Linked DNA regions of Homo sapiens: all the other regions are linked to region 3. A link is a contact called in ENCODE Hi-C or POLR2A ChIA-PET data. All regions are on one chromosome and are shown on one strand. The core of a region is the stretch at or near the end of the contact, and the rest is flanking DNA. Distances in the headings are between cores, read along the strand shown. Region 1 holds the start of TMEM204 (transmembrane protein 204). Region 2 overlaps IFT140 (intraflagellar transport 140). Region 3 holds the start of TELO2 (telomere maintenance 2).

Region 1 (3,889 bases), core at 972-3,471, 40 kb before region 3:
ACCGAGTTCTGAGAGCCGGTGGAAGCTTTGAAGTTATTCATAGGCTTTGATCTTTTTAAAAGACGGCTGTTGGTCCCTGCTGGTGAAGGATGCGAGAGGAAGTGCGCAGTCCAGGCTGTGCGGTGCAGCCGAGGGCCTTTGAGTGGACAAGGGGGTTGAATTCCCTCGTGGGACCTTGTCCAAGCCACATGCCTTCTGCAAAGCCTCAGTTTCTTTGCCTGTGAAGTGGGGATGACATTCCCCGCTGAGGGTTCTGAGCGCGGCAGGTTGGGGATGGAGCTGTGTGGTTGAGGCACACGTGATGTGTGTTACCCCAGTACTCCGGGACTCCCTCGGAAGCCTGGAGCAGAGGCACTGCCTCAGAGACCAGCATTATCTTCAGAGCAGAAGGAGCGTCCAACCCCGAGTCTGTGAGGCTCTGCAGCAGAGACTTGGGGTGTCTGCGAGTCAAAACCTTGCTGACAGTTTCAGAGAGTCGGCCTTTGGGAGACCTTGTGTCCCTGTGCCGTGACTGTTGAGATGACCCCATGGGCTGTAAGCGCCTTCCTATTTATGCAGCCTCACACCTGCCACTCAAACCCCACGGTGCGGTGGCATCATTCTGAGCCCCTTCCTCTCCTCTGCAACCACTGAGCATCCCTGTCCCCTTCCGAGCGTCCTGGCCTCCCTGTCTCCTTTCCAGCGTCCCATCTGAAGCTCATCCCTGGGGATCCTGCTGCTGCTCTCTGCCTCAAAGACCCCAACAACCGTGAGAACAAAGCCAGAACTCACCCGTGTATTTTTAAACTTCTTGTTTATTTTACTCATGAGTAAAGAAAGAGCATTTTCATTTTTTTTTTATGTTCAGAGACAGGGTCTCTCGCTATGTAGGCTAGGTTCGTCTTGAACTCTTGGCCTCAAGCAGTCCTCCCGCCTCAGCCTCCCAAAGCGCTAGGATTACAGACGTGAACCACTGCGCCCAGCCGTAATAATTATTTTCAACCAAGGAAAAATGCCTTTCCTTGATTTGATTAATGTACCCATCTCTTAACTATGTGTAACGGCAGAGAGGCCCCCCAAATGCCTGAGATGAATTCCTGTGTAAAAGAGCTGGAGGCAGATTCTGTGCTGAGCAGGAGGAGTGTGTGGGGCCACCACTCACCAGGGAGAGGGGGCCTTGGGGCCTGGTTCCCTGGGAGACACAGTGCCCCCTCCTGCCTGCCCAGAGGCCACGCTCAGGGCAGAGCAGGGGCCAGGCCTCCCCACCCGCTCACCAGGTCCGCGCCTAACATCTCCCATGTGCCCTCGAGCCTCGGCCACGCTGAAGGCATCAGGAAAACAATTGGACTTACGTTTGACGGTGCCTCGGGACTCCTGGAAGCCGGCTGCCTCGGAGCCCCAGCCCAGCGCCTCACAGTCATGTGCGTCCACCTGGCCGGCTCTGGCCCCAGGGCTCGGCCCTCCCCGGGTCCTGTCCACCAGCCAGCAGGACCTCCACAGCCCCACGCTGCGCCTGCGCCCATCCTCCAGCGTCTGGCACACCCAGTTGGAGGTGAAGGCCGCCACGTTGTTGAGGATGAGTGAGACCAGGGCCACCAGCACGGCCGCGGCCACGAGTCTCTGCACGGTCATCGCTGACGCCGGTGCCGCCGCTTATCCGGAGAAAGCCAAGTCCCAGTCCGCGGCCGCACGTCCAGGGAGAGCCGACGCTGCTAGGGGTGGCTAGAGGACATCACCACTCATCCTCGGGGCGGCGCGGGCGGAGGCCCATGGGATGGTCCAGGTGTGCCGCCTCTCGGCCCGGCCTTATCCTCCTTCCTGCACCTGGAGCAGGGCCAGGCCTGTGCTGAAGCTGCTCGCCTCGGGGCCCATCCCAGGGAGCAGAGGGTGGGCAGCAGCAAGAACCCAGGGCCAGGAGTGCGCCGTCTTCCCGGGAAGCGGAGGCCGGCCTGTGCCGCGCGTGCCTCTTCTCGCCTGCAGCAGTGGAAAACAGAGTCACTCGGGAGGCCGGCAGCAGTGGGAGTCGAGCCCGCGCCACACTCCTTAGCACCGGCCTGCTGTGAGTGCCAGGCTCCGGGCAGGGTGGCCGGTGTGGAGCGGGTTCACAGCTCCTCTGTGCTGCCTGGGCCCCTGTGTGGATGCCTCCAGGGCAGTTGGCCGGTCCTGGAAAGCAGAGTGGCTGCTGCAGGGACGCCCGTGTGCGCAGAGCTCGCCTTCCCTGGCTCTCAGCAGAGAGGAAATGGTTGTTTTTGAGACTGTTTTTGGTGAGCTGGAAGGCGTAGCCAACCGCAACAAATAGCGGCCCTGCCGCGGCAGCCAGACACCAACAGGATGTGCTTCCTGATGGGAAAGGCCAGGAGACTTCTGAGGCCCTGCTCCAGGCCCACCTCCTGCCGCCCCTCCCCATCTTCCTGTCCCAGAGGAGAGGCCAGGGATGCCGGGTGCGGGACAGATCCCTCGTCTCGCCTGTTGCTTTTAAGCCTGGTGGCCCCCGGGGCCTGGAGGCTGGTACTGAGCGACTATTGCCTGCCCTGGGGACTTCACACCCCCCAGCCATCCAGTTGCCCCCAGGACCATAGGTACCCCCAGGACCATAGGAACCACAAGCCTCCCCCCGCCCGTGTGTTCCAGGCCTGCCCCCGCCACGGGAATGCTGCCCTCAAAAGGGGGGCAGATATCACAGGATTGCTGGGAAGGGGAGAGACCCGTGTGCCTGGAGGGAGCAAGTTCACCCAGACCTGCAGGGCCAGGGACCTGTACTTGGAGGACCTCGGGGCCAGGGACCTGTACTTGGAGGGCCTTGGGGCCAGGGACCTGTACTTGGAGGACCTCGGGGCCAGGGACCTGTACTTGGAGGACCTCGAGGCCAGGTCATTCTTAGGTGGCAAGAAGGGTAAGATTCTGGATGTGCTGGGTGGGGCTCTCAGCGGGGCCTGGGACAGAGCGAATGTCACGTGGGGCCTGGGCCACCTCTGCTATTGATGGGAACGGTCACCCCCCACAGCTGGGGACAGGACTAGGCAGGTCACCTTGTGAGTGGTCAGGCTCTCGGGCAGAGCTTATGCTGCCAGGGAGCTCAGAAGCATCTTCGTCTATTCTGCTCAGAATTATTCTGCCCAGCTGGGCAGACACCACGAGAGGGTCTCCTACTCTGTCCCATCTCCAGAGACCCGAAACCCAGCATGGGATTCCCAGCCTACCCAGGCTCCAAAGCTTCGTGAATGCAGGTGTCCCACATCCGTGCAAACTGTTCATGGGCACACGCCCAAGACAGTGCTGGGACAGAGAGTCCTGTTCCCAGCCTGTGGTAACAGCAGAGCTTTGACCGTTTCCTGTCCTTGCACTGCCCGTGCTTGGGCCCTGGCTCAGGGCGGTCCCGAGAGCTGCCACTTCCTGGGACCAGTCTCCATTCACACGTTGGCATGTGGCTCTGTATATCCACAGGTGAAGCAAGGTTCCCCACACACGCCCTGTGTCTGTTCCAGAAAGGCAGCAGCTCCGTCCTCACCAGCCCGTGGTGCGTGCTGGGTCCTGAGAAGCGTTTCTCCACTGGCTTCCTGAGGGACGTGCCTGGGGGGGATTTTCCCCGGGGATTTGTCGCAGACGTGTCCGTCAGGTTTCTCCTTTCCCCTCTTCCTTGGCTTGTGCCCAGGGAAAAGCTGCTGTTTCTATTTCTGTTCTCAGCCCCCGGAACCTGACGGGGCGTGCGGGGCACAGTGGTGCTGCCGGCCCCCACTCTCCCGGGTGGCTCGGAAGGCCCTGGGGGGATGTCCCCAGCCCTTCCTGCCTGTGCCCTGCTCCTCGGAGGTGGACGGGGGTGCAGTGTCTCAAACACTCAGTGTTCCTAAGCACACGGTGCAGAAGGGGGCCTTGAAAGGGAAGTCTCCCAAAAGTTTCCATGGGGGAAGAA
Region 2 (4,254 bases), core at 525-3,024, 57 kb before region 3:
GTCAACCTCCCTCACGGTCTGCGGTTGCCGTGGGGGTCAGTTTCCACACATAGGGGACCTGGAGGTACCGTCATTGCAGGGGGACAGCGCGGGCCACACGTCACCAGGGAGAGGCCCCGGGGACATCACCAGGGACACACCCGGGAGGCTTCTGAGTGCACAGCTCGGATTTACAGTGGCTTTCTAGGAAAACCTCGGGAAGAAAACTCTAAGGCAACACAGGGCAACCAGCCCGGGTGGGAGGTCCCGCAGAGTTGATCTTGCCGGATCTGCCGGACCACGCACGTGTGGTGTGGCCTCCTTTGTATAGGTAGCTCCCAACAAAACCCCGTAGAAGACTGAAGTGCCGCTGATCTTAGGCTCTTCCGTGAACAAGCATGTCCTGAAGTTGGGTTCGACAGTGAGGAATGTGCTGGACGTTTCAAGGTGTCTGCAGCAGTGCCGGGTGACCTTGCTGGGGATACTGATGCAGGCGGCCCTCCCTCCACCGCTGCACCCTGATCTGTATGAAACTCACATCCTGTCTCCCCAGCACTCAGCACCCTTGTGGCTCCCATCGCCTTAGGGTCTCCCCTGCTACCTGCGGCCGCCCTTCTGCCACCCTGGGGCCCAGTGGCCCTTTCCACCCCTCTCAGTCACTGGGTCCACCTACTCTGGGCTTCTCCTCGTGCCACTGTCCCCGGCTTGACTGGCCCTGGGGAGGAGGGGCCCCTCCTGCTGCTGATCCTTCGGGCCTCGGCTTAGAGTTGCACCTGCCCACCCCTGCCAGCCGTGGTCATTGTGTCTTTACCCATGGGTGGCTCTGGCCGCTCTCCCCCGCCACAGGGCAGGCTCCCCGGGGCCAGAACTTGCCCCACCATTGACCACAGCTTCCCAGAAGTCTCTCCGCAATTACTTTTTGAGTTAATCGTTTGAGGAGACCAAAGTAGACGTGAAACAGAACAGAATGCAGTGTGGAGCTGCGGGAAAGGCGAGGAGGAACAGCAGCCTTGGCAGTTGAGTGACCAGGACCCCTCAAAGGGACAGAGCCCTTTGGCCAGATCACGTAGATGCCGCTACCCTGGTGCCCTCGAATGCTCACGGAGGGGCAGCACGATTCCCAAGGACCCACTGGCATCGGCTACGTGGCCCTGTACTCAACAGGCCTGTTCAGCCTCCACTGGCACGCCGGGGACCACGCTAGGGTCAGCGTCAGCCACAGAGACGGCTAGGGCGCTCTTGACTTTCCTTGGGGAACTGGCATTCCTCTTAGAGAGATGGGGAAGTCATTAATCTCTGTGTCCCCAGAGGGTGGCATTTGGCAGGGCCTTGCCCTATGTGGAGGGTCAAGCTTGCAGGGAAGGCTCTCCAGACTCTAAATTAAAAGTGGGAAGGCTAAACCATGGAGCAAAGCACAGAGCGGGTAGGCAGAACTGAGCCCGGCCTCCTGCCCTGAGGCAGCCTGCCGGGTGCCCTAGCAGTGTGGAGCCACCCCAGCCCTGAGACGCTGGGTCCCTCGAGGCCCACCTGGAAAGCCCCTCTGCCTGCCTGGCACTGGCCAGCATCACACGCTGCTTCCTGAACTGTTGTTTTATTGTTATTTATTTTCTTAAGTGCTTTTTGTAACAAAGGAGTTTTACTTATTTTCTTAAGATCAGTGTCATAGCTTTTGAAAATGCGTCGTTTAGAGCATTAGAATGGGTCGACCATTCTAATCCAGACATGACCTCCCTGTGCATGGTTGGCTGTGTTGCTTGCCATAAACACGAGCTCAGGCCTCAGAGCATCTGTCTGCTTCCAAGAACACTGTTTCTAAATATAGAAGACGAAGGGGCTGGGGCGGTGGCTCAAGCCTGTAATCCCAGCACTTTGGAAGGCCAAGGTGGACAGATTGCTTGAGCCCGGGAGTTTGAGACCAGCCTGGGCAACATAGTGAAACCCTGCCTCTACAAAAAAGTACAAATAATTAGCTGGGCGTGGTGGTGCACACCTGTAGCCTCAGCTATTCAGGAGGCTGAGCCCAGGAGGTCGAGTCTGCAGTAAGCCGTGATTGCACCATTGCACTCAGCCTGGGCGACAAAAAAGAGAAGAAGAAAAAGAAAAAAAGACTCAGAATGTAGATAAACTGATTAAAGAAGTATGAGTTCACATGTCCACACGCAACCTGGACATGGGCCCTACATCCTAAAAGTGTGAGTGGAAAAGTAATCAAGGTGGCAGATCAGGTGTAAACAGCAAGCCTAACAGGCAGGGACCGTCACAAAGCAGGAGGGAACAGGGCAGGCCAACCCTGAGTCATGAGTCTAGAAAGCTGTGTCTTTGAAAATCTAGCAACAAGTGGCCAGGCGTGGTGGCTCATGCCTGTAATCCCAGCACTTTGGGAGGCCGAGGCAGGTGGATCACCTGAGGTCAGGAGTTTGAGACCAGCCTGGCCAACATGGGGAAACCCCATCTCTACTAAAGGTACAAAAATTAGCCGGGCGTGGTGGCGGGCACCTGTAATCCCAGCTACTGAAGAGCCTGAGGCAGGAGAATTTCTTGAACCCGGGAGGCAGAGCTTGCGGCGGTGAGCCGAGATTGCACGCCATTGCCCTCCAGCCTGGGCAACAAGAGCGAAAGCCAGTCTCAAAAAACAAAGAAAGAAAGAAAAGCACCTGGGGTGCGTCTGGAGCCGCGTTCTGGGAGCCGCGCTTCACTCGCTGGTGGTACAGCTCCAAGGCTGGAGCTTACTTGGCATTTTTGTTGCCACAGAAGCAGATGGGAAAATTCTAGGTCTGTACCTTGTGTGAAAAAAGGCTAAGTAAAATTTTGCATTTACGTGACTTCTGTGTGGAGAGCAGCGTCGGCTTTTGTTTGTCTTTGGTTCTGTTTGGAGCACAACTAGGGTAGAGAGGGGTTTGGAAGGTTAGGACAGCGCCCTCGGACGCCAGTGAGACCCAGAGGCGCCACCAGGCCCTGAACCTCATGAACCTGCGCGGCCCTAGGCATGCGGTGAAAACGGGACGTTGCCCTCGTCCTAGCACCAGAGCAGGCAGGGGCACCGCTGCTGGAGAGCGCCAGGTGGCTCCTGCGGAGGACGGTGGCCCAGATCCTACCCTGACGAAGAAAGGTTCACGTCGTGAACAGATGCCTGGCATGAGGGAACCTTCCGTGTGTTCCACCTGTCAGCAGTAAAAAGCCAACAAATACACGGAAATGCAGAGGCGCCTGTAGCTACATGCCTCGCTGTGCTGCTCTAACCTTGGCCTCCAGACGCGCGTAAGAAGGTGACTGAGTCAGCTGCATGATCGCACTGCGCTGTGGATGCCGTTCTGAAGCCTTTTACTTCTGTCCTTCCCACCTTCCCTACGTGGGGGAGATGGGAAGGGGTGGAAGGAGACAGGGCTGGGGCTGGCCCTAAACCTTTGAGTTTTCCATTCTCCCACCATCTTTATATTAAGATTCCCTCTCTCCTCATTGTCCTGTTTCCTGAAGACTTTTCTCCCAAAACTTCAATCATGTTCATCAGTTTGTCTAGAAACAAATGTAAGGGAAGAGTTTTAGCAAACACGAAATTCTGCCCATGGAATCAATTCCATTTCATGAAGTTGTGTTGCCAAAGCAAACAACCTCTTCCTGTGAGCCGCCCGGACAGTGTGAATTACAGCTCTGCAGCCCAGCCAGCCCTTTCCCCTCTCCTTTCCTTCCTGCGGCTTCTTGGGGCTTCAGCTTCTGTCACAGGCCTTCCTTTTGGAATGGCTGTCACACATGCACACAGGTGGCAGAGTGGAAAGACCCCAGGGCTGACCCCTGATGCTCTTCGTACAGCTGCAGAGCTAGCAAACTGGGTGCAACTGGCTCTAAAGAGAATCTATGCGGAGCAGACGGCCCCCTGGCCACCTCAAGTCCCTGCTGGGGCTGGCATTTCCCACCTGTGAGCAACAAGATGACGGTGACCCAAACAATCCTCTCTAGAGGGAGAGGCCCTGGGAGGGAAGAGCGAGAGGCTCCGAAGCTCTCAACAGCCAAAGTTGGAAGGGAAAGAAGAGACGAAGGGACATAAACTGATGCCTGGGGAGTGGGTACCAAAGACAGGCAAGCGAGCTATCCAGACCAGGCTGATTGCAGTGGCCCACACCTTCATCCTAGCACTTTGAGAGGCTGAAGCGGGAGGATCACTTGAGCCCAGGAGTGTGAGACCAGCCTGGGCAACGTGGCAAGACCCCATCTATGCTTTAAGAAATAAATAGATGATTTGCCAGGCACAGTGACTCACGCCTGTAATCCCAGCGCTGT
Region 3 (4,160 bases), core at 1,023-3,522:
GGCCTCACCTTGGAGAGAGTCCACAACCGCCTGCAGCACCCGGACGACCTCCTCGCCGAGCAGGCGGAAGTAGTTCTGGGGGAAGAACTCGGCCAAGTTCTCCTGCTGCAGGCGGTTGCCCAGGTGATCGGGCAGGGCCACCACCTTGCCCAGCAGCGTCTCCCGGAGCAGGATGAAGCCGGGCTGCGTCTGCTGCCGACACTGCGCCTCCATCAGCACTGCCAGCCGGCCCTCGCGCAGGAATCTGGCCAGCAGCCGCGCCATCTTCATCAGCCGGAAGCTGGGGCTGAAGATACGGGCGTGTTGGGCAGAGCCGCCAACCCCCATCCTCGGGGCCCCCTTCCTGCCACAAGGAACCAGCAGCCCGGATTACACGGGCAGCCCCAACAACATAACCAGCGTGAAGTCCAAAACCACAAGCCGGATGGGAAAATCTGTTAATCCATTCCTAAATAACTGCGATTACTGTGTGAGAGCTCTCGGGGCCCTGAGCGGCTTCCCCAACCTGGAGTCTCACTGGACACCCCTCCCCTGCTGCTGACGCGGATAACTCAGTGCTTGCTTTGATCACAGCAACCTCTGAAAACCCAGCTTCTCAAGATGCAGTGTCCCGGCAAGGACTGCAGTGTGATCTGAGGCTGAGCCTGGGAGCCGGCTGGGGCTGGGAGTCCACATGGGACACGTGTCAGTGATGACAGCTGTGCTTCCCTGGAAAACCTGGAACGTCCCCAGCTGACGGGCTGCCTCTGCCGCCTGGGATGTGAACACTCCCACCCCATCCCTCTCTGACACAGCCGGACGGGGAGCAAGTGGGGGACTTTGTGAGACACAGCAGGTGCCTCCCGTCGCAAAGGAGACAGACACAGACCGCTTCTTCTGTTCAGGGGTTCAGCCAGGAGCAGGCTCTCTCTCTAGCCCCTCACAGGGACTAGAGAGGCTCTTGGTCCAGTCCTTCAAGCCACTCTCATCACTTCTGAGGCTACCGGCAACCCCAGGATGGGCCCAGCCCACTCACCCCGCAGCACCCTCGATGGTCTCCATCAACACCAGGAAGGCTTGGTCCGCCGGGCCCTCCAGGAAGAAGCTGGCCCACAGCTCCTCCAGGCGGCCATGGGGCAGCAGCTCCAGCCAGGCTGGGCTCAGCCTGCTGGCAAGACATCTGAGGACAGGCGAGAAGTGGGCCGAGGCAAACTCCTCCTTCTCCCTCGGGAGCGCTGGAGGCTCCATCTCACCGAGATACCGCTTCAGGGACTCCAGGGTGCAGAAGATGTGGCCGCCATCCTCCGAAGACGAGAGGGCATGAATGGCTTCCCGGACGGCGAGTCGAACCTCTGAGGGTGCTGGCTCCATCCTGCAGGACAGATCTGGGCGTCACGGGAAGACGACCTGTGACATGGACACAGGGCTCAGCTTGGGGCACGGAAATAATCCACACAAGCTCAGGAAGCCCCTCGGTGAGCGCCCCGAGACCCCACACCCCTCAACCCTGGTCCCACCCAACCCTGTCCCGCCTCCTTCCCCTCCAGTGCCTGCCGGTTTCCACCCAGAGTTCGCTCCTCCGCTCGGACCCCAACGCTACCAGCCACTGCAGGGCTTCTCAACCCGGGCCACTGTGCCCAGGGAACATTCTCAGTTGTCTCAACCGGGAGTGCCACTGGCGCGAGAGGGAGGTGGAGGCTAGAGATGCTGGTGAGTGTTCCCCGGGCACAGCGCGGCCCCACGCGTCCTCGCACCCAAGGCGGGAAACTCGGCCCGCGGGAGCTGCCGGCCCTCCCGGCTCCCTGAGCGGTGAGAGGTGGCTCCAGTCGCCATTCCTCCGCCCCTTAGAAACCAACAGCTTACGGGGAACACGGGTTCGGGGCTAGAGGAGCCGCACGCGGACCCGCCCCCGATCCAGGCCCGGACCCCGACCTGTACCCGGACCCCGACCGGACTCCTACCCGACCTGGACCCGACCCAACCAGACCTGGAGCCCAACCCGACCCAACCGGACCCCCGATCCCCGATCCCCGACCCCCAACCCGACCTGGACCCGGCTCCCGGGTGACTGCAGCGCGCTCAGGCGCCGCGCGCCACCGATTCGCTGCAGCCGATTCCCCACGGCCGCCGCGGCCCCGGACGAAACGCGATCGCGGCCCAGCCGGTTGGCCCCGAGCACGAGTTCCTGGGTCCGGGCGAGGCTCCCGCGGGTTTTCTTGAGCCTCTGGGGCGGGTCTCCGCGGGCCTCTCAGCGCGAATCTGCGGAGGACGCCAGGCGGGAGGGCGCATCTGCGCCTGCGCTGCGCGGGGACGGGGCGGAGCCTGGACGCGGGAGCGGGGGGCGGTGGGGTGGGCGGGGCCTGACGCGTGAGTGGGGCGGGGCCTGAGGGCAGGGCCGCGCTTCCCCACGTGGCTGCGAGCTGGGTTCGCTGCGCCCGGGTGGTGGGTTCTCGCCTTAGTTTCTCCCATCTCGGTCGTCCCTACCCTGGAGTGATGTCAGCCGTCTCTTCCCTCCGCCTCGGGTCCCACATTCTCTCCAGAACGCCGAGCGTTCGCTCTAAGGCAGATGTTTACCAAGACAGGCCTGGCTCGTCTTCCCCGGATGTAAGGCTCTGCTTTCAAGGGTCAGAGGCCAGTAAGGGAAACGCACGGTACACAAGGAAGTAAAAGAGCAGTTGAGATCATGTCAGATCTGAACAATTGCAGCTCCGTAAATGAGGCCGGGTCGTGGAATAAAAACTGCGACCAGTAGGGTAAGCGCTAGACGCATGTGGCTCTGTAAATTAACTGAAGTTAAATAAGTCCAGTTCCCTTGCAGCACTAGCCCCATCTCAAGGGCTCGGTACTACCTTTGGCTGTGGCCGCCAGGCTGGACAGCCGGACACTGAACATTTACAACATGCAGTGCCTTCTGTACACCGCAGCGGAGTGTGGGGGGCTTCATCTTTGTGGAGGGGGCAATCCAGGAAGACACCTAAAGAGGCGCCATTTCAGCAGTGATGGATGTGGGAAAAGCTGGGGAACAGTTATCCATTCAACAAACATTGATTAAATGCCTGCTTGGTGCACCAAGCCTTCTGAGCAACAAATGATGCAAAGTTCCTGCTCACCTATCGGGGGAACAGATAAAGTACATACGAAATATGCCAGGTGACAGGCCTCGAGCAGAAAAACTGGCAGAGGCCGGGCCCGGTGGCTCACGCCGGTAATTCCAGCACTGGGAAGCTGAGGTGGGAGAATCGTTTGCACCCAGAAGTTCAAGAATGGGAAAAATAGTGAGACCCTGTCTCTACAAAAAATTTAAAAATTAGCCAGGCACGGTGTCATGAGCCTGTGATCCCAGCTACTCAGGAGGCTGAGGTGGGAGGATGGCTTGAGCCCGGGAGGTTGAGGCTGCAGTGAGCCATGTTCACTGCCACTGCACTCCAGCCTGGACAACAGAGCAAGACCCTGTTTCAAAAAAAAAAAAGGAATCAAAATAAAAAACCGGTAGGGTAAGAAAATAAGAGCCAGTGGCCGGGCACAGTGGTTCACACCTCTAATCCCAGCACTTAGGGAGGCCGAGACGGGTGGGTCACAAGCTCAGGAGTTCGAGACCAGCCTGGCCAACATGGTGAAACCCCGTCTCTCCTAAAAAAAGAATAATAATAATAATAATAGTAATACAAAAATTAGTTGGGCGTGGTGGCATGTGTCTGTGATCCCAGCTACTTGGGAGGCTGAGGCAGGAGAATTGCTTGAACCCAGGAGGCAGAGGTTGCAATGAGTGGAGATTGTGCCATTGAACTCCAGCCTGGGTGACAGAGCGAGACTCCTCCAAAAAAAAAAAAAAAGAAAAGAGCCAGAGAGCAGTGGGTGCTGTCTTACGTAAGGTGAGAGCTCTGAACAGAACACCTTAGAGCAGAGCCCTGAATGTGTTGACAGCCAGGGAAGAGTCTCACTGGCAGGAAAACGGCAGGTGCAAAGGCCTGAGGCCGCAACTGTTGCCCGGGAGGTGGAGCCGAGGGAGGCATATGCAGGGGTGAGGCCTGGAGGGAGTGAGGCAGTGGGCCAGGCCACAGAAGGCCCTCGCAGGGACTAAGATTTTGCTTGTGTGGCAGGCATCTCCTGGAGCCATTGAAGGCACGGGTCCATGCTGGTGCAGTTAGGAGAGCAGACGGTAGGGGGGCGACACGGACGAG

The links. A loop is a pair of places that touch in the nucleus more often than their neighbours do. ChIA-PET counts read pairs that join two places held with the same protein, here RNA polymerase II (POLR2A). Pooled maps may share reads with other maps.
Region 1: a map of CD8-positive, alpha-beta T cell shows a loop between it and region 3 (7-fold over the local background). The contact joins the promoter of TMEM204 here to the promoter of TELO2 in region 3. A Hi-C loop is called at or near these places in 33 of 168 maps with a recorded cell type or tissue (CD4-positive, alpha-beta T cell, CD4-positive, alpha-beta memory T cell, CD8-positive, alpha-beta T cell and 14 more), 2 of 37 single-sample maps with no recorded cell type and 32 of 50 pooled maps. POLR2A ChIA-PET finds 5 or more read pairs at or near these places in 19 of 52 experiments (A673, AG04449, CD4-positive, alpha-beta T cell and 14 more).
Region 2: a loop to region 3 is called in a map of gastrocnemius medialis, with 2.4 times the contacts of the local background. The contact joins the enhancer-like site here to the promoter of TELO2 in region 3. A Hi-C loop is called at or near these places in 30 of 168 maps with a recorded cell type or tissue (Right ventricle myocardium inferior, Right ventricle myocardium superior, aorta and 14 more), 1 of 37 single-sample maps with no recorded cell type and 28 of 50 pooled maps. POLR2A ChIA-PET finds 5 or more read pairs at or near these places in 9 of 52 experiments (A549, A673, CD4-positive, alpha-beta T cell and 5 more).

Annotation. Positions count from the first base shown.
Region 1 is chr16:1,531,998-1,535,886 of GRCh38, reverse strand. TMEM204 (transmembrane protein 204) reads right to left here and starts at 2,221. Exons shown (of 3, transcript NM_024600.6): 1 at 1,332-2,221. The coding sequence starts at 1,611. The region is part of intron 19 of IFT140 (intraflagellar transport 140); the gene reads left to right. RefSeq lists enhancers at 1,488-2,191, 2,192-2,895.
Region 2 is chr16:1,547,796-1,552,049 of GRCh38, reverse strand. The region is part of intron 19 of IFT140 (intraflagellar transport 140); the gene reads left to right. The region is part of intron 2 of TMEM204 (transmembrane protein 204); the gene reads right to left. Among named protein-coding and RNA genes, the nearest start is that of TMEM204, 16 kb to the right of the region's middle. Within about 2 kb of position 1,774, at least 2 of the 41 ENCODE cell types and tissues checked have a DNase peak (open chromatin) inside an H3K27ac peak, as active enhancers do; they include gastrocnemius medialis, where a contact is called at or near this core.
Region 3 is chr16:1,491,472-1,495,631 of GRCh38, reverse strand. It overlaps TELO2 (telomere maintenance 2), which reads right to left and starts at 2,272. Exons shown (of 21, transcript NM_016111.4): 1 at 2,027-2,272; 2 at 1,016-1,386; 3 at 9-286. The coding sequence starts at 1,350. RefSeq lists enhancers at 1-665, 1,567-2,467, 2,565-2,614 and silencers at 1,835-2,034, 2,045-2,094, 2,265-2,354.